Linked DNA regions of Homo sapiens: regions 1 and 2 are each linked to region 3. The links are chromatin loops, found by intact Hi-C in ENCODE. Cell type or tissue: CD14-positive monocyte. All regions are shown on one strand. Links, peaks and the distances in the headings refer to the core of each region. The heading gives the core; the rest is flanking DNA.

What was found. Hi-C counts contacts between places; a loop is a spot of excess contacts. Peaks named below come from ENCODE experiments on the same cell type or tissue, not always from the same donor. Only the 100,000 strongest peaks of a DNase experiment are listed, where the experiment ranks them.
Region 1: it touches region 3 in a loop (2.1-fold over the local background); 11 of 110 quality-filtered maps call a loop at or near these places.
Region 2: a loop joins it to region 3, with 3 times the contacts of the local background. A loop is called at or near these places in 6 of 110 quality-filtered maps.

What each region holds. Positions count from the first base shown.
Region 1 is chr2:42,965,514-42,971,926 of GRCh38, reverse strand. LOC112268413 (a long non-coding RNA gene) reads right to left here. Exons shown (of 3, transcript XR_002959381.2): 3 at 1-745. Among named protein-coding and RNA genes, the nearest start is that of LINC01819, 71 kb to the left of the region's middle. In CD14-positive monocyte, for the core only: no CTCF peak of the experiment used is centred there; a DNase peak (open chromatin) is centred at 3,756; H3K4me3 peaks cover 557 bases.
Region 2 is chr2:43,156,146-43,162,558 of GRCh38, reverse strand. No RefSeq gene overlaps it. Among named protein-coding and RNA genes, the nearest start is that of LINC02580, 57 kb to the right of the region's middle. RefSeq lists silencers at 3,940-4,009, 3,857-4,052 and an enhancer at 4,267-4,785. In CD14-positive monocyte, for the core only: no CTCF peak of the experiment used is centred there; DNase peaks (open chromatin) are centred at 3,428, 3,898, 4,188, 4,548 and 1 weaker place; H3K4me3 peaks cover 2,573 bases; H3K27ac peaks cover 4,516 bases.
Region 3 is chr2:43,102,780-43,109,192 of GRCh38, reverse strand. No RefSeq gene overlaps it. Among named protein-coding and RNA genes, the nearest start is that of LINC02580, 3.5 kb to the right of the region's middle. RefSeq lists a silencer at 2,905-2,954. In CD14-positive monocyte, for the core only: a CTCF peak has its summit at 3,120; DNase peaks (open chromatin) are centred at 1,262, 1,832 and 3,062; H3K4me3 peaks cover 3,140 bases; H3K27ac peaks cover 4,538 bases.

The DNA of each region.
Region 1 (6,413 bases), core at 696-5,695, 140 kb after region 3:
TGCTCTTTTTGCCCAGGCTGGAGTACAATGGCGTGATCTCAGCTCATCACAACCTCCGCCTCCCGGGTTCAAGTGATTCTCCTGCCTCAGCCTCCCAAGTAGCTGGGATTACAGGCATGTGCCACCATGCCTGGCTAATTTTGTATTTTTAGTAGAGACGGGGCTTCTCCATGTTGGTTAGGCTCGTCTCAAGCTCCCGACCTCAGGTGATCCACCTGCCTCGGCCTCCCAAAGTTCTGGGATTACAGGTGTGAGTCACCACACCTGGCCTGTGGCCTTGATTTCTACCCTTTCCCTGGGACCTAGGACCGCCTGGCTGCATTCTACCCCTCCAGAAGAGGCAGAGTTCCGAGAGCCACTTCCTAGACTGCTTCTTTAGACATTTCTAAACTACCTCCTGGGCAGCGCCATAATGTGTTACACCTTCCTCAATCACTGCTTTCTTAAAGGAGTTCACTGAAATTCCCCACAGCTGTCATCTGAGAGTCAAATTCCACCTACCTTGTGCGGTGAAATTTAGCTGCAAATGTGGCTGGGGTGTCTCCCACACAGCCCTCTGAGTGTCCACTGGGGTGAGGGACAGAGCTTTTTGCTTCTCACCTTCTCTCTTCCTTGAGTCCTGCTGTTCAGTAGCTGTATCTCTCCATCCCGTCCTACCTCATCCGTCCTGGATGACTTGCTTCGATTCAACCCTACACTTACTTCCCCGGGCAATGAACGTCACCTTAGCCTTCACCCTGAAGGGCTACAGGAGAACGAGAATTATAGAAAGTGAAAATACATCCCTTTGCTATTTTATAAGTGCTATTTCTATAACACATGCATACCCGAAGCACACACACTTGCATGCAGAGACCCAGAGACAAGCTGATTCCAAGACCCCAAACACACTAGAGACACACCACAAACACCCTAGGGCTGAACTGGGGCCTGCTCAGGGAACCCTTGCCTGTGACTTCTCAGTATCATCCAAGGGGACCCACCTGCTCCTGGAGCCTCCAGGGGGATCCCTTGTTTACTCTCAAGATGATTGTTCTCACCCCTTCTCTCAAAGGCCCTGGGAGTGAGGCAAAGAGGAGGGAGCGCCACCTCTAATCAGATCCTCCTCAGGATAAAAAAAAAATCAGCAACTGGAGATGCCCCTGGCTGGTGGACTACTTCTTTTTTTTTTTTTTTTTTTGAGATAGATAGATAGAGTCTTGCTCTGTTGCACAGGCTGGAGTGCAGTGGCGCAATCTTGGCTCACTGCAATCTCCACCTCCCGGGTTCAAGTGATTATCCTGCCTCAGCCTCCTGAGTATCTGGGACTACAGGTGTACGCCACCACGCCCGGCTAATTTTTGTATTTCTAGTAGAAATGGGTTTCACCGTGTTAGCCAGGATGGTCTTGAATTCCTGACCTTGTGATCTGCCCACCTTGGCCTCCCTAAGTGCTGGGATTATAGGCATGAGCCACTGCGCCCAGCTGGACTTCTATAGCTTCTACTGCCTCCTGTCCCTGCAGGCTCTTAGATGGGTATCTGGGCTCAGTCTCCTTTGCTGAGCGCCAGACACCTTGGTCAGCTGCTCCAGGACTCTGTCTGATTTCCCAAAGGCATCTCCAATGCAGCCATCCCAAACTGACTCATCCTCTTCCCCAGGACAGAGACAGGCCTCTCTCCATCAATCCCTCATCCTCTGGCCCTCTATTCTAACTACCCCTCCCTCTCTCTAACACTGCGATGGGCAGGGGCTTATCTTCTTCTTCCCACCTGGTCCTCCTGTTTCTACCTGCCTCCAACCCCCTCACGGCAACAGGGGGACTTATCTTGATTGGAAAGTGGGTCTCATGGATTTGCAGCCTCACGTTGAAAAACCTGTCACCAACTCCCCAGCGCCCACAGGATCACACCCTTGGGCAGAGCAGTAAGCCCCATCCTTCCCTGGCCTGGCCCAAGTGCCCCGCACCCAGCTGCAGCCGAGGTGAGCATTGCAGGGTTCCCCTCCTGGGCCTGGCACCCTCTGGCTTCGGCCCCTGTCACACACAGGGTTGGAATGCTGTAGCTCCTTGCAGTCCTGCTGAACTCATTTTTCAAGATCCTGCTTGAGTCACCTCCCTAGGGAAAGCATCCTTAGTCAGAGTTTATCATTCCCTTCTCCAAGTTACCCTGGAACCATATTCAAGTTTCTCCCAAGGCAATTCTCCCATCCTCTGCCTGGCTGCAGCACCCTCACCTCTGGTCTGGACTGTCAAAGTCGCCTCCTGACTGCCCCTTGCCCTTGCCCCCTGCCCCTTCCAGTCGGCTGTGGACCCAACAGCCCAAATGGTCCTTTGAAAATGCCAGTCAATACACATCTCTCTGCTCACAACCCTCCAGCACCTCCCATTTCACTCACGGTCAAAGCTAAAACTGCACAGTGGCCTCCGACTCCTCCCTCTCTGGTCCCCCTTCCCTTTGGACCTTCACTTCTACCCTCCATTCTCTCTCCACCCCAGCTTGCACCAGCCTCCTTGAAGCCCTGAACACTGCAGGCCCCTCCTCTCTCTGGGCCTTGGCACGTCCCCAGACACCATGCTCATCTCCCTCGCCAGGGACTGTCTTTGCTGCAGTCTTGCCTTCTCAGGGAAGCCCACCCTCCCTGCCCTGGACACCACTGCAACCAGCCCCTACTTCCTGGCCCTCCTCCCCCTGCCCCACTTTTCTTTCTTTCCATAGCATGCGTCACCTTCTAAACATATTATTTAACCAATTTTTAATTTTTTTTATACTCCATCTCCCTTGCAAAAAGTGTCAGCTTCACTAGGGCAGGGTCTTTACCTATTCTGTTCACCGGTGGCTCCTATGAGCCTAGCAGGGTGCTGGTACACAGTGTGCACTTAATGTTCAAGCAATCGATCCATCCACTAAAGCTGTTCATTGGTTTTTGTGGGGGCTCCCTCGGCAGTTGGGGAGGTCCTGGAGACTGAGTTCATGCTCAGTCACCTCTGGATCCTCAGGGCTTAGCCACTGCCTTGGCCACAGTGGGTATGCAAGAACCATCTATTGAATAAATAAATGAATGGGGCCTGCTCCATTGGTCAAGGGAGAGACTTATGGGCTGTGCAGATCAGAGGATCCCTCTGCCAAGTGATATTATTGCCAGATTGTTCCTGGACTCCTCACCTGTGCCAGGACCTCACTCTCTCCAGAATCCTGCCTCACCCCTTTCCCCTTGGGTCCAGTTCCCTCTGCCAGTTTGGAAGTGGTTGATATTCATCTCCACTCCAGAGAGGCTGCCTGAATACTGCATAAAACTTGATGGTTTCCGAGAGAAGCATGAACTGTGAGCAGGATCAATCCCTCACCCCAAAGATTTGAAGCAAAGTGGTGCAACCTGACTGCAAAAGGTGTTCTGGTGGCCTGGGCATAGGCATCAAGCCAGCCCTGGGCAGGGAAGCTGCTGGTAACCCCAATAGAAGGTGTCTTGCCCTTCCTAGGTGTCTTTCTAAAGACAGGGACTTGGTGCAGGGGCTCAAACAACCCTACACACAGAGCTGGAGCGAGAAGCCACAGTGGCCCGGGGCCTCGCTCACCCCATCGCCTTCCATTTCACCCTCTCCTCGAGGCGCTCGGGCGCTATCAGGAGGTGATCAGGGCGGGACTGAGCTCCCCAGGCCCAGGCTGGATCCCATTGTAGGCTTTGGGGGTTTCAGGCTGTTTTTGGAACCTCGGTCATGTGTCCTCCCATGTAACCTGAGCCCCCTGACACGGCATGAGTCTGCACTCCAGCTCTGAGCCACATCTGCTTCTCATTTCCGCCCCAGGAAAACGGCCCAATTTCCAGGAGCCACTGGCCTAAGCCAAGCCTCCAGCCTCTCAGCAGCCAACTCCACCCAGCCCAGCTCCATTACCGAGGTGGGTGTTAGGGGTTGGGGGCTGAGACAGCATTAGTGGCAATGGGGTGTGTAGTGGAGCTGGACTGGGGCCAGGAGGTCTGAGTTCTTGGGCTGGCTCTGTCAATACCTTGCTTTGTTGTCCATGGGGAAGTCTCTTAACCTCTCTGAGGCTTGACTTTCTCATCCATGAAATGTGTTACTCTACTGATGGAGGTACTATCAGGATTTGGGGACCAAGGTGGCTCCTTGGGGATAAAAACAACATAATTTTCCCAAAAACAGAACTTAGAGGAGTATAGCTGCTGGAGCTGGCCTATGTCAGGAAGAGGCCAGAAGCCAGAGCCACTTTCCCACCTGAGCAATGGGTCAGGCCCACCCCTGGGGTAGTTTGGTAGAGTTTGAGCCTAAGTCTTTGGGGTAGAAAAGTCTAACCCCAATTCTAAGCCCTTCACCTACCAGCATTTATTCAGGCCCTAGTATGTGTCAGGCCCTGGGCAGGGGTGGGGAGACCAAAGTGATAAACACAACTTAAACTCCTCAGGGTGGAGAGGAGCCCACAGGTAAATAAATAAACACAGCCCAGCCCAGTATTGGGAGGTCACGTGGACGAGGTGCGGTCAGGGGGCAGAAGTAACACTTTCTATTTATATTCTTTTAGTGGAGACCCTTAATTTTTAAGACATTCTTTTTCTTTTTCTTTTTTTTTTTAAGAGATGGGGTCTTGCTATGTTGCCCAAGCTGGTCTCAAACTCTTAGCCTTGAGCAATTCTCCTGCCTCTCCCTCCTCACACCTGGGATTACAGGTGTGAGTCCACTGTGCCTGGCCAAGACATTCTTAAGTTGATATTTTTTTTCTGTTTACAGCAAACTTCATCCTCCTTCTAAGAAAGACAAGGTCTTTAGCACCCTCCCTCCAGGTATCTTCTCCTATTCTCCACATTTTTTTTTTTTTTTTTTTTTTGAGACTGAGTCTTGCTCTGTCACCCAGGCTGGAGTGCAGTGGCACAATCTTGGCTCACTGCAACCTCCGCCTCCCAGGTTCAAAAGATTCTCATGCCTCAGCCTCCTGAGTAGCTGGGACTACAGGTGTGCACCATCATGCCCAGCTAATTTTTGTATCTTTAGTAGAGACAGGGTTTCACCATGTTGGCCAGGCTGGTCTCGAATTCCTGACCTCAAGTGATTGGCCCACCTCGGCCTCCCAAAGTGTCGGGATTACAGGCATGAGCCACAATGCCCAGCCCCATTCTCCACATTTCTATTTTTTTTTTCTTTTTTAAGGCACAGAGTTTCACTCTTGTTGCCCAGGCCTGAGTGCAATGGTGCGATCTTGGCTCACCGCAACCTCCGCCTACTGGGTTCAAGCGATTCTCCTGCCTCAGCCTCCTGAGTAGCTGGGATTACAGGCATGTGCCACCACGTCCAGCTAATTTTGTATTTTTAGTAGAGATGGGGTTTCTCCATGTTGGTCAGGCTGGTCTTGAACTCCTGACCTCAGGTGATCCGTCCACCTTGGCCTCCCAAAGTGCTGGGATTACAGGTGCGAGCCACCGCACCTGGCCGCAATCCTCCACATTTCTAAATCCCAAATCAATTCCCCCTTATAGAAGCTCATCAGTGACTCCCCCCCCCACCCCCCCCCGCCACATGGCAGGACCCCAAACCTTGTATGCCACCCCTGCTGCCCTGGGTCCTGCACCAGCCATGACCTACTATGCTACCTGCTTCCTCGTAATAGGGCAGGGCCCTGGGTTGAAGGAGCTGCGGGGGCTGATAAGGGTGAAGAAGAGGGCGGCCACATGGGAGGCTGCCCCTTAGCTTTGCCCCCTGCCTACAGGTTGAACAGCAGGACATAAGCAGCACACTGTACAGCTCCCCAGGGTCCTCCCCCTTCCAACATGTCCCTGACAGCACTAAACCATGACCCTGTAACACAGGTACTATCTTTGTTCCCATTTTACAGATGAGAAACCCGAGGCTCAGAGAGGCCCTGTAATTTGCTCAAGAACAAGAAACCACTACATCTGAGATCTTATCCTTCTGACCCCTCGATCCGGGTCTTTGCACAGGCATGGCACCACTCTTGAGTACCCAAGTTAAAATTCCAGCTCTATCCTTTAGGAATTTGACCTTGGCCAAGTTCTCAAAGTCTCCTGTGCCTTACTTTAAAAAATACGTTTCTTTAATAAATGCACCTCAATAAAGTTATTGAGGGATAATTTACATACAACAAATGCACAGATTTTATGTGCCCAGCTTGATGAATTTTGACAAATGGATACCCCCATGTAATAACCACACAGTCAAGACGTGGAACATTGTTCTTACCCCAGAAAGCCCTTCCTTCCGTGCAAACAAAAGGAAGCAAACAAAACTATCTGCCTCATAGTGTTAGGAAAATCGAATGAGATAATACAGGTGAGATCCTTAGCAAGGCGCCTGGCACGCAGGAAACGCTGGATAAATGCATTGCTATCATTCCCTGGCTGTCCCCCTCCTTGACTGGGGCAGGGATCAGGGCATATGCTGAACCATCTCCCTTCTCCAGCCTAAGGCC
Region 2 (6,413 bases), core at 787-5,786, 53 kb before region 3:
AGGACCCAGGTCTGCTCTGACAGTGACAAACCCTCTGGCCACTGCCCCCAAGGGGGTCCAAGTAGGAATATCAGGGGTCAGGAAGGGTTTGGGTCACTTCTCAGACAAGATATCTCTCCTGGGGCTCAGAGGGGAGCTGGTGAGAACCTGAGGTCGTGGCTCCAAGGCTGATGTGGGAAAAGACCTAGGGTGAGCCCCTCCAGCGGCCACAAAGGCCATGTGCAGGGCCCTGCCCTCATGGGGGCCCCTTACATAGCCCCACCTCATTCTGTCCCGATGCACAGATACTCCCACCACCTGGATGATGGCGGCTTTGCTATGCGGGTCAGGGCTGGGGCATAGATGGCCAGATTAATATTCTACCTCCTTGGTTGATAAGGCCCGTAACCTTTGTCCCGGCGAGCGAGGCTGGAGAAGCGGGGGCCATGGCCCTGGTAGGGAGGTCTCACTTTGTCAGGTTCCAGAGCCGGGGCATTGCTGCTGGGTGCTGAGGACAGGGCTCAGGAGACCTGGGTCCCCGGCCAGCTCACCCTGGGGCTGTGCATCGCTTTTCTCCCCAGCCAATGGGAGAAGGACTCTGTGCTGTCTTCCTGGTGAGGATGGTAAGGATCACACCAAGGACTCTGCAGGGAAGGTCCTGAATGGATCAGGCTGCTATCTTGAGGAAAGAGGGTTATTATTCACAGTAGTCATAAATGCCCTGTGAAATTGGAGTGGAGTTGCTTTGAGCTTTGGCCAGAATGCCCCAATCAACCTTTGGCTCTGATAAAGATAAGCAGGCTCAAGGTGATAACACATAAACCAGAAACTGTCAACAGGAGCTAATTAGGGCACTGGGTGCCGGGGTGAGCCACGCCCCCTACACCTGATGGAGGAGAAATCTCAGGTGGGGGAAGATGTGGGCTCATTGCCTGGACCTTAGCCTATTGCTTTTTTGTCACCTTCTGGCCACTTTTCCACCTCCAACCGCTACCTCCCACCCCTCTGCCTGCATTATATAACATAACATGAAACAAGATGGAATAAAACAGAATCCAATGTGATGGGTGCCATATAACACAGTGGAAAGAGTCCTGACTTGGGGCCAGGTGTGGTGGCTCATGCCTGTAATCCCAGCACTTTGGGAGGCGGAGGCAGGCGGATCACATGAGGTCAGGAGTTCGAGACCAGCCTGACCAACACGGTGAAACCAGGTGTCTACTAAAAATACAAAAATTAGCCAGGCGTGGTGGCGGGCACCTGTAGTCCCAGCTAATCGGGAGGCTGAGGCAGCAGAATCGCTTGAACCCGGGAGGCGGAGGTTACAGTGAGCCGAGGTCACGCTACTGCACTCCAGCCTGGGCGACAGAGCGAGACTCCGTCTCAAAAAAAAAAGTCCAGAATTGGGAGCCAAGGAACCCGAGTCCAGCCTGGTTCTGCATGCCCTTGAGCTGGTCATTTGTCCCTAAGCCGCAGTCTCCCTCTCTGTAAAATGGAGGCCAGAAGTGGGGCAGGTGTGCAGTCATCCCTTGCTGGGATCCCGTCTAGGTTTAAAGTCCATGCTCTTCTGCGACACAACACTGTAATCTGTGAAGTGCACAAAACATTGCCCTGGTGCCACCCAGTAACACAGGGGTGTGTGTGACACTCGGCAGAATCACAGATCCACCCCTCAGGGAGAGGGAGGTCATGTGGAGGCCCTGAGACATAGCTAGTTCCCAGGGGTCCTGGAATCCCTCTCCCTATCTGCAGCCTGCACTAGGGGCACTCAGGTCTATTTTTAACTCAGTGCCCAGTAAATAAATGTGGCGTTGAAGCTGGGGCCCAATGGTCCATTTCCCCTCCCTCATCAATATACATCTCCCCCGCCCTGCCCACCACACACACACACACACACACACACACACACACACACACAAGTTGAAGTGGCCGCCCATAGGTAACCCCCAGTGCTGAGCCAGGGCTCCTGGCGATGTGGTTCAGGCTGGGCCTCCTTCGAGCTGGGGGAGTTGCTGGAGGAACCAGCCCTGCTCCTGTCCTAGTTTTAGCCCAGATTCTGCTTCCCATCAGCAAAGTCCAAGTCACTTTTCCTGGGAACTGGCAGGAAGGGTGTAGACAGGGTTGGGCAGAGAGAGAAGTGGGTGTGAAAAGACAGGGAGGGGCCGGGAGCGGTGGCTTAACCATGTAACCCCAGCACTTTGGGAGGCTGAGGCGGGTGGATCACGAGGTCAGGAGATCGAGACCATCCTGGCTAACACGGTGTAACCCCGTCTGTACTAAAAATACAAAAATTTAGCTGGGCATGGTGGCACATGCCTGTAGTCCCAGCTACTCGGGAGGCTGAGGCAGGAGAATCACTTGAACCTGGGAGGCAGAGGTTGCAGTGAGCCAAGATTGTGCCACTGCACTGCAGTGTGGGCGACAGAGTGAGACTCCATCTCAAAAAAAGAAAAAAAAGGGAGGAAAGTGGCCAGGAGGTGGGTGAGTAGGAGGGAGGAGAAAAAGGAGGAGGGCCTGACCATTCTTCCTGCCGCCCACTTCTCTGGGCAGCAGGGTCACCTGCACCGAGGCTTGCCTGGTTCGGGGCTGGGCAGGCAAGGCTAGGCAGTGACTCAGCCCCAGGCCCAGCCACCCACTCTCACAGGCCCCAAAACTGAGGGAGGAGGGCACAAATCAGGACCTGGGGGCTGAGGTCTCAGCCTCAAACAGAAGTCACTACAACGGGCAGTGGCTCTAGGCTGGGAGCAGTTTCTCCTGCCTGGGGCGTAGTGGGGCGGTGAAGAGGAGAAGGCAGAGTCTGAGGAAGGTGATGTCCAAAGTGAATCTTGAAAGCTGGGTAGAAATGCATCTTCCTTGACCTCTGTCAGCTCAGCTTCCTCCTCTGAACAATGGTATCTTTTTTTTTTTTTTTTTTTTGAGACAAGGTCCCTCAGTTGCCCAGGCTGGAGTGCAGTGGCGTGATCTCAGCTCACAGCAACCTCCACCTCCAGGGCTCCAGTGATCCTCCCACCTCAGCCTCCCAAGTAGCTGGGACTGGGACTACAGGTGCACGCCACCACACCCGGCTAATTTTTGCATTGTTTGTAGAGATGGGGCTTGCCATGTTGCCCAGGCTGGTCTTGAACTCCTGAGCTCAAGTGATCCTTCTGCCTCGGCCTCCCAAAGTGCTGGGATTACAGGTGAGAGCCATCGCACCCGGCCAACAGTGGGTATAATTAATGGGACTTTTTTCATTGGCATGGTCAGGAGGATAGGACACAGCCTCGCTAGTGGTAAGTGCTGGGTGCTGACATGTGGGCCACTGACGCTATGGGCAGGAGGGTTAGCGGGGAGGGGATTTCAGGCACAGTGAACAGCACAGACATGAAGGCGAAAAACGAAAGAAAACAAAATGCCACAGCCCTGAGCCATCCGGGGTGCTGGGAGCAGTGCAGAGTCACTGCCAACTTCTGTGTGTTGCAGGCAGGAGCAGGCGTGGTGAAACTGCGGAGTGGCCGCCAGAGCGATCAGAAGTCTAGCCAAAGAGGCGTGGACCCAAGAGGGCCAACCCTGGTAGGGGGAAGTCCCCAAGACTGGGCCACAAGGGCCTGATCTCAACTCCTAGGTGTTGAGAGAGGCCAGAGGCTATGTGGGGCTTTGATGCTCCTTCTGTGGGGTGAGGGTGGGTGAGAAATTTTGAGGAGGTGCAGGGGAGGAGTCTAGAGGGGTGTGTGTAGGAGAGAGAGAGAGAAAGAAAGGGAGAGAACTATAAAGTTGGAGGCCAATACCAAGGGGCAGCCAGAATTAATGCCTGTTCTGGAGAGGGAGCAAGCAGCACCGGTCTCTTTCCCAACCCCGGGCCGCTTTGCCCTCCAGTACCAGGAAGTGCCTCTGCGGGAGAGAGGCCAGGAGGCTGCTCCACACACATCCTGCTTTTGCTCAGTCTAACTCTCCTCCCTGGCCTGCCTCAGCCCTGCACCCAGACTGTTTCATCAGGTCATAGAGCGGCTGGGTGTGAGTGTGTGGGTGTTTGTGTGTGTGTGCACACACATGCGTGTACATGTGGCATTTCTAGATCAGAGAATGCTCAGAGGCCCTGCTAAAGGTCAGGTCAGTAAGGAGTGAGGGCATGGCCAGCCCCTCAGGTCCTGGCACCCAGATAGCTCCTTCCCACCCAAATCTGCCAGGCCTCGGGGGCAGTGGCAGCTGACAGGCCTCTGAGTCAGGATGGGTGAGGAGGAGGAGCTGAAGGGCCGGCCAAGGAGGAGTAAGTCGTCACCTGCTGAGTGGCGGGTCATTCGTTTAGCCCAGTGATGGGGAGCAGTGCTGCAGGGGGCAGGGGTCGGAGGGGAGGGGGATTTCTGCCATTGAAACAATAGGCACCCTAGTTCTGTGTTACTGGGGCTGGGGGCCAGGAGGCAGGATAGGACATGCTCTTGCCTCCCCACCTCCGCTGTGCTCAGCAGCTGGTGGAGACCTGGGAGGAGAATCCCAGGCTGATGCCTAGCGTGGGCCCAGTAAAGTCTTTGGGGATTTGATGCAACCCCGAGTTCCTGATGGCTCATGGAGAGGCTGTGCCTGCACCTCGTGGCGATGAGCCATCTGGGGCTCGCCCCGCACCCAGCACATGGCTAGGAGCATAGTGAACTCCGTCTCTAGGAATGGGCAGGACCCAGGAAGGCTAGTGAAAAGATGCATTTGAGGCCTGAGCTCTCTGTGTCCAGAAGCAGCCCCCTCAGGTTGTGGGGGGACACTCTGGGTCTTGCACCTGCCAAGGCCCCTGCCACAGAGAATGGGAACAGCACTGCTCCCCCAGGGCCACTCCAAGTTTTCTGGTCTCAAGATGCAGTCCCTGTGGGGCTGTGGGTGGGCCCCCTCTCTGCCTAGCCCAGTTCCAGCTACAGAAGCTGTGTGGAAACATCTCCCCTGAACCAAGTGCCTTTGAACTTTCCAGGAATGCTGGCCTGGGGCGGAGCAGGGGTGGCAGGGAAGGACAGGCGTGGGGTGGGATGTTCCAGAATCTACTGGGACCCAAACCCGAGAGCACCGAGTTCCCACGAGCCAATGCCTGGCTGTGGAGGAACCGGGAGGTCACAGGGATGCAATGGGCAACATCAGGATGAGGCAGGTAGGAGTGTGCGCGCGAGTGAGACACAGGGCTGGAAGGGACCTGGAATGTCACATGTCCATGCCCCTAATGCCAAAGGCTGCCTGGTGCAAGTAATATTACTTTTTCTTTTTCTTTTTTGAGACAGGGTCTCACTCTGTCACCCAGCTGGAGTGCAGTGGTGCGAACACAGCTCACTGCAGCCTCAACCTCCTGGGCTCAAGTGATTCTCCCACCTCAGCTGGGACCACAGGCATGAATTTTCTGTAGAGATGGGAATCTCACCATGTTGCCCAGGCTGGTCTCAAACTTCTGGCCTCAAGTGATGCTCCCACCTTGGCCTCCCACAGTGCTGGGATTATAGACAAGAACCACCATGCCCAGCCTCACTTTTTTTGTTGTTGTTTGTAAAAAATGTTAAAGAAGAGACATGGTAGAGTGTAGTGGTTGAAAGTGCAGACTCAGGCCGGGTGTGGTGGCTCAAGCCTGTAATCCCAGCCCTTTGGGAGGCCGAGGTGGGCGGATCACAAGGTCAGGAGTTTGAGACCAGCCTGGCCAATATGTTGAAATACCGTCTCTACTAACTGGGCGTGGTGGCATGTGCCTGTAATCCCAGCTACTCGGGAGGCTGAGGCAGAAGAATCGCTTGAACCCAGGAGGCGGGGTTGCAGTGAGCGGAGATCGCGACACTGCACTCCAGCCTGGGCAACAGAGCGAGACTCTGTCTCAAAAAAAAAAAAAAATGTAGACTCCAGGCTGGGCGCCATGGCTCACGCCTGTAATCCCAGCACTTTGGAAAGCTGAGGCGGGTGGATCACCTGAGGTCAGGAGTTCAAGACCAGCCTGGCCAACATGGTGAAACTCCATCTCTACAAAAATACAAACATTAGCCAGGCATGATGGCGGATGCCTGTAATCCCAGCTACTTGGGAGGCTGAGGTGGGAGAATCACTTGAACACGGGAGGCGGAGGTTGCAGTTAGCCAAGATCACGCCATTGCGCTCCAGCCTGGGTGACAGAGTGAGACTCCATCTTAAAAAAAAAAAAAAAGGAAAGTGCAGACTCCAGACCCCATAGCCTGGGTGTGGACCGTGACTGCCCACTCCTAACTGCTTTGATGGTGTGAAGTCAGTTTATCTGTCTCTGTGTCTCAGTTTCCACAACTGTGAAATGGGCATCAGAACTGTATCTACCTCACAGGGTCATTACAAGAATGAAATGAGCAAATATAAATGAAGTGTTTAGAAACGGGCCTTACGTCAACTCTATGCAGGTGTGGTTGGTCCTTGCTGAAGGAATGGAATTCCATGTCAGTCAATCGATTATTGCCAGGCCCAGGCCCAGGCCG
Region 3 (6,413 bases), core at 635-5,634:
CTGTGTGCCACTTAGGAACCATTATTATTGCCATTTAATTTTACTTATTTAAGTTTGTCCTGTGCTTCAGCTCATGGTACATGTTCATTATTTGTTTGTACAAGGCCCCTGCATCTATTTGTTTGTTTGTTTGAGACAGGGTCCTGCTCTGTCACCCAGGCTGGAGTGCAGTGGTGTGATCATAGCTCACTGCAGCCTTGAACTCCTGGGCTCAAGCTATCCTTCTACCTCAGCCTCCCATAGCTGGGACTACAGGAGCATGACACCATGCCTGGCTAATTTTTAAATATTTTTGTAGAGATGGGGTCTCACTATGTTACCCAAGCTGGTCTCTAACTCCTGAGCTCAAGTGGTCCTCCTTCCTCAGTCTCCCAAAATGCTGGAATGACAGGCATGAGCTACCACATCTGGCCCATTTGTCTGCTTATCCACTTACTTTGCCCAGAGTTTCTCATTGGCCGCACTATTGACATATCAAGTCAGATCATTCCTTTTATGCAGGCTGTCCTGTACATTGTAGGATGTTTGGCAGCATCCTTGGCCTCTCTACTACATGCCAATATTACCCACCCCCACACCTCCACTGTAACAACCAAAAATGTCTCTGGATATTGCCAAATGTCCCCTGGGGAAAGGGAGCAGAATCATCTCAGGCTGAGAACCACTATCCCCTTGTCCCCTTCCTCACTCCCCTCCTCTCCCAATAGAAGCCTCTCTGATGCATCTGCTGTGTGTCCTCCTGTTTGCACACATCCTTGCAGCTCTGTTCACTGCCCCATTCATATCCTTTGCCCACTTTTCTATTGGAGTTGCCATCTTCTTTGGATCTGCAAAGAGCAGTCCTTGTGTTTTCTTTTCTTTTCTTTTTTTGAGATGGAGTCTCACTCTGTCACCCAGGCTGGAGTGCAGTGGTGTGATCTCGGCTCATTGCAACCTCCACCCACTGGGTTCAAGCAATTCTCATGCCTCAGCCTCCTGAGTAGCTGGGATTACAGGCTCCCGCCACCACACCTGGCTAATTTATATATTTTTAGTAGAGACGGGGTTTCTCCATGTTAGTCAGGCTGGTCTTGAATTCCTGACCTCAGGTGATCCACCCACCTCGGCCTCCCAAAGTGCTTGGATTACAGGGCATGAGCCACCGTACCTGGCCAGTCCTTGTGTTTTCTAAATATGAGTCCCACATTGGTGTGGCCTGTGTTTTCTTCTCCTTTTCTGTCATCAGTCTGCTAACTCTTGCCTTACAGATGAGGAAGCAGAAGTTCACAGCCATAGCTGCCCATGCTCACACAGCTAGTAAGTGGTGAGCCAGGTCCAGGCCTCTGTCTCCAGAGCCCAGGCTCTTGACCCCTGGGCTACAGCAGTGTCCCTTCCATTCAAATATGACTTCGCAGGCAGGCAGGCAAGGTCAGGCCCTGAGGCCCGGGCAGGGAAGGGAGGTGGCTCACTCCAGGTCATGCAGCTCGACAGCAGCATCACCCAGGTCACCCTGATGTGATGCCAAGTGTCTTGGGAACTGGATTTAATGTGTTTTTTTTTTTCTTTTTTTTTTTTGGTTGAGGAATGACCAAGTGATTTCGCTTAAATGTCCAACAGGAGGCTGTGGCTCTGGTGAGAAGAAGAGGTGGGGATCTGAGGGTGTCTGTGCGAGGAGGCTCCTCTGTTGGCTCTGCATGGTGCTCACAGACACATGGTTGGGCAGATTTCTGGATCTGGATTTTCTGGCCTGGATCTCTGTGCCCTGGACCCTGGCAGAAGAGTGCTTCTCTCCCGGCCCAGGGGATGATGGATGGAGAGGAGCCAGGTTTTGTTCCCTAAATGCCATTCACATGACTCTCTGACCTCAGGGTCCTTCCCCTTTCTCTTGTCTTTTTCTCCTTCACTGCATTCTGCCCTGCTTTGGTTTCCCTTCTCTATTTTCCTTTTTTCAATCTACACAAAGCCCTTGGAGGGCTGGGGCTGACCTGGGGCCTCTTGGCTCTGGCTGAGGTTGGTTTCCAGTTCCTGGACGGTAGCCCTGGGGCTGTCTGACTTCAAGGGCCATAATGAGACTTGGGAGGTGGGAGGTTTGGGAGGAAGCAAGCCGGCCAATGAGCCAGTGCCTGGAGGCTGGTCCTCTCCTGCATCCTCAGGGCAGGACCTCTGAGCCACCAAAGCCCGAGGACAAATACCTAGTTCAGGCCACAGCCACTCCCTACCCATCCCTGACAGACATGCCTAGTTCATCCCAGATCTCTTCCTACCAGCCTCAAGATCCTTCTCAGCGGAGAATGTGGGACGGAAATGTATCACCTCTGGCTTATAGCTTCATCTTTACTTCCTGGAAGCCTTTCCCACCGTGGTTCTCAACCCTGACCGCTTAGCAGAATCACCTGGGTAACTTTCCAAACAGACTGATTTCCAGGCCCCAACCCACGATTCAGATTTCATGGGTCTGGAGTGTGGCTGGGGATTGAGATGTTGTAAAATCTCCCTGGGTGATTCTGCTATGTGGCCAGGACTGAGAGCTACTGTTTCACTGAGGCCAGAGTGTTGCAGAAAGAGCACAGAAGGCAGGTGGGGGACTGAGTTCGTGTCTGGACAACCCTCAGGTGGCAGCATGTCTCTCAGCAAAGCCCCTTCCCTCTCCAGGCACTGGGCAGGAGCACCCTAAGGAGAAGTGACAGATTTGTGGAGTTTTAGACTCAGAAAGGGCCAGGAAACCAACCAAGCTACCCCTCATCCTGCAAAACAGAAGACTGGAGGGGGTGGAGTAGTCAGGGTCTCACAGGGCACTGGCAGGGTTGGGGGTGTGGGAAGCCAGGCTAGGCTTTGGGCTGCCTCCTCCCACTGGCTGGGCCCCTCAGTGAGTCCTCTTTAGTTTAGAATGTTGGGAACATGATGTCTCCCCACTGTTTACTCGAAAAGGAGCCTGTTCTCTCAGTGCCTGGTAGTGGGGAAGCAATGGCTAGAGTTAGAGGGTATTGGTCTCAGCCAAACTTGGCAAGAGGACTTTTGCAGTGCCGCTGACTGTCTGCAGCTGTTTTATAGGCCCTGTGGCTCAAAAGGGGAAGTGTGGCTGCATTTAGAAAGTTGTCCACAAGGAGGAATGGTGGGGGTGTGGGAGTGAGGGTGGGGCTGACAAGGGTGGCCAGGCTGGGGAGCTAGAGGAGGAGGAGGAGGGACACAGGCAGGACCTGTGGACAGGGGTTTGATTTGGGGCCCACATGTTGTCACTGTGGAAACTCTTGGGTTTGAGGGGATGGAGATAGGGGAGTGTGAAAGGGAGGCAGACAGACAAGAAAGGGGGAGGTGGGGAGGGAAAAGAGCTCCCAGCTGGGAAGCCTGGCCTTTCTTAGGTTGGAAGCAAACATGAAGTGTGCTGGGAGCATGCCCAGCCATGCCCTGAAGGCCCAGGAAGGGGTTTCCTCTAAAGGGGTGCAGGGAGATGGTGAGAGGTGCTGGAAACGTGGAGGTTTTCTCAACATAGTCCAGCCCACAGAAGGGGATGTGAGAGGAGGAACTCTTCCTTCCCCCAAGCTATACAGAAATATATCTGATATCTGAGTCCATTTAGGCTACGATAACAAAATATCATGGACTGGATGGCTTATAAACAGCAGACATTTAATATCATAGACTGGATGGCTTGTAAACTGCAGACATTTGTTTCTCACAGTTCTGGAGGCTGGAAGTCCAAGATCACGGGGCCGGCAGATTCAGTGTCTGGTGAGGGCGATCTCCTCATAAATGGTGACTTCTTACTCTAACCTCACATGGCAGAAGGGGTTAGGGGTCTGTCTCAGGGCATAATATAAGGGCACTAATCCTATTCATGAGGGCTCCACCCCCAGGACCTAATCACCTCCCAAAGGCCCGACTCCTACCTTCATCACTTTAGGGGTGAAGATTTCAACATATTAATTTGGGGGGGACATAAACATCTGGACAGCCTGAATGAAATGCACCATCCCTATGGCCAGGAATGCACCCAACCCTTCCCAGGGCTGACCTGGGGCTCAGGTCTCCATGGTAGCAACAGGAAGATTGCTACACAAGGCTCCTAGCCCAGGGGTTGGAGGCTGGAAGACCTCAGAGAGCCTGACTGAAGATCCCCATGCCTCAGGCTCCTGTTCCTGTTAATGACAGGGAGATGTACCTCCCCTGCCCTATCACAAGTGCCCTGCCCCAAGCATCAGGGAGAAACATTGAGCTCCTGCTGATCGTGGGTCACACTCCCACTGCTTCCCTCAGGCCTACTGCTCTCCCTCAGTCACTGGCACCTGCAGGGTGCTGCTCTCTGCTGCCCCCCATGCCCTAGCCTTGTCCCTACTGTATATGTGGGGATAGAGTGATGGGGTGGCGGAGGTGGGGGGTGGTGGTACCATAACTTCAATCCAGAGCTTTCCTACAGAAGATCCTGCCTTCACCAGAAAAGTGCTTTAGCAAAGCTCCTCTTCCCAAAGTAGCCCCACCCAAAAGGACCATGAGAAGAAGACCTTATCCTAACTTTGATCGTATTACACTGGCCATAGAAAGCTCCACCACCTTTGGTGATAGATTCAGCAGCCAGAGAGATCTACTCTGAGGGTGGGAGTTAAAGCAAAGAGGGGAGGTTTGCATTGGTTCTGACTCTGTGGTTGAGCATCTGATGTCAGAAGCATGACTCCCAAAGAGCCTGCTCAGTGTACCCTGGGGAACAAGGTAACTCAACTCAACCCAATCCAACTCAACCCAATTCAACTCAACCCAACCCAACTCAATTCAACCCCACTCAACCCAACTCAACTAAACTCAATTAAACTCAACAAAACTCCCATTCATTCACTCCGTGATTTAACTATTATGTACTAGTCACCAACAATGTGTCAACCGCTGTGCTAAGTGCTGGGGATGCGGAAGAGAGCAAACAAGACACAGCCCTGCCCTCATGGAGCTTCGAGTCTGGTAGAGGCACTTAAGGGCATATCACGGGTCTGTGTCTCTATTAAGCTCATGAGGATGGCCGTGGGAGGGTAGGGAGAGGAAAGGCCCTTACCTCTGTGGTCTTGCTGGAGAGACTATATTCATATACACAAAACACTCAGAGAATGAGGCAAAGTTTAATAAGTCCATTGTTGACTCTGGTAACCACTAGGTGGGCCTGACCACTAACTAACCTTGAAAAAAAAAAAAAAATTGGCCAGGCATGGTGGCTCACGCTTGTAATCCCAGCACTTTGGGAGGCCAAGGCAGGCAGATCACTTGAGGTCAGGAGTTCAAGACCAGCCTGCCCAACATGGTGAAACCACGCCTCTACTAAAAATACAAAAAATTAGCCAGGTGTGGTGGCGCGCGCCTGTAATCCCAGTTACTCGTGAGGCTGAGGCAGGAGAATAGCTTGAACCCAGGAGGCAAAGGTTGCAGTGAGCCGAGGTTGTGCCACTGCTCTCCAGCCTGGGTGACAGAGTGAGACCGTGTCTTAAAAAAAAAAACACCCCAAAACAAAAACAAAAAAAATTAGTTCTGACATGAGTGTGTTGGACTGGAAAATCCATGTGGACTCTGCCGTCTTTCTTGGTTTCTTCTTCCATTTGGCTATCTACCCCCTTCCCTTCCTCCTTCCACCTCACTTAGAGCTAGAAACCTTCCATGGCAAATGATTGGATTCTAGGTTTGGTTAAATGCCTACCATTTACAAAGTACATTGCTAGCTGCAGTAGGATTCAGAGGTAAACAACACTGGCTTTCCCCTTAAGGACGCTGGGCCTGACTTGGGTTCACAAATTGCTATGACAGAAGACAGTGAAAGATGCATGCATCTTTGGACTGCATTTTACCAGTTCAAATATTTTATTTTTAATAATATGTAATAAAATATAAGGTATAACAGGGAAATGAAATGCACAGATCTTAAGCGTGCGGTTCCAAGTATTTTGAGTGTGAGTGTGACTGTGTGTTGCAGGGGGAAGGTAACAGAAGAGTTGAGTCCCTTCACTGGGTATGGCATTTGGAATATCAGTGCTATCATGTTTTGGCATGTCTGCTGCCTGCCGTTTTGTTTTTTAAATTGCCAACTTCAGAAAGTTTATAAGACTAAGGAATTCCTGTATACCCTTTCCCCAGATTCACCAATTATTTACATTTATGAAATCATTTGAGAAAAATTTAGAGAAATCTTGCCCCTTTACCCTTAAATACTTCAGTTTATATTTCAAGGACATTCTTTTACGTAGTCTGGCTTCCTCTTAGCTGAGCCTTGGGCATTTCATTTTCAGACAGTATTGGGTCATTCTATATCTTAAGTAAAGCTGATTTAATGGGAGAGAGAGCTGGATTGGTTTTCTGCTTGATGCTGTGCTGGTGGCCTGGCTGTTGGGGGCTGCCTAGGTCACAGGGTCCCCCAGGGAAAATCTGTTGACTTCCGCAGCTATGCTTGAGTCTGCTTGTTACTG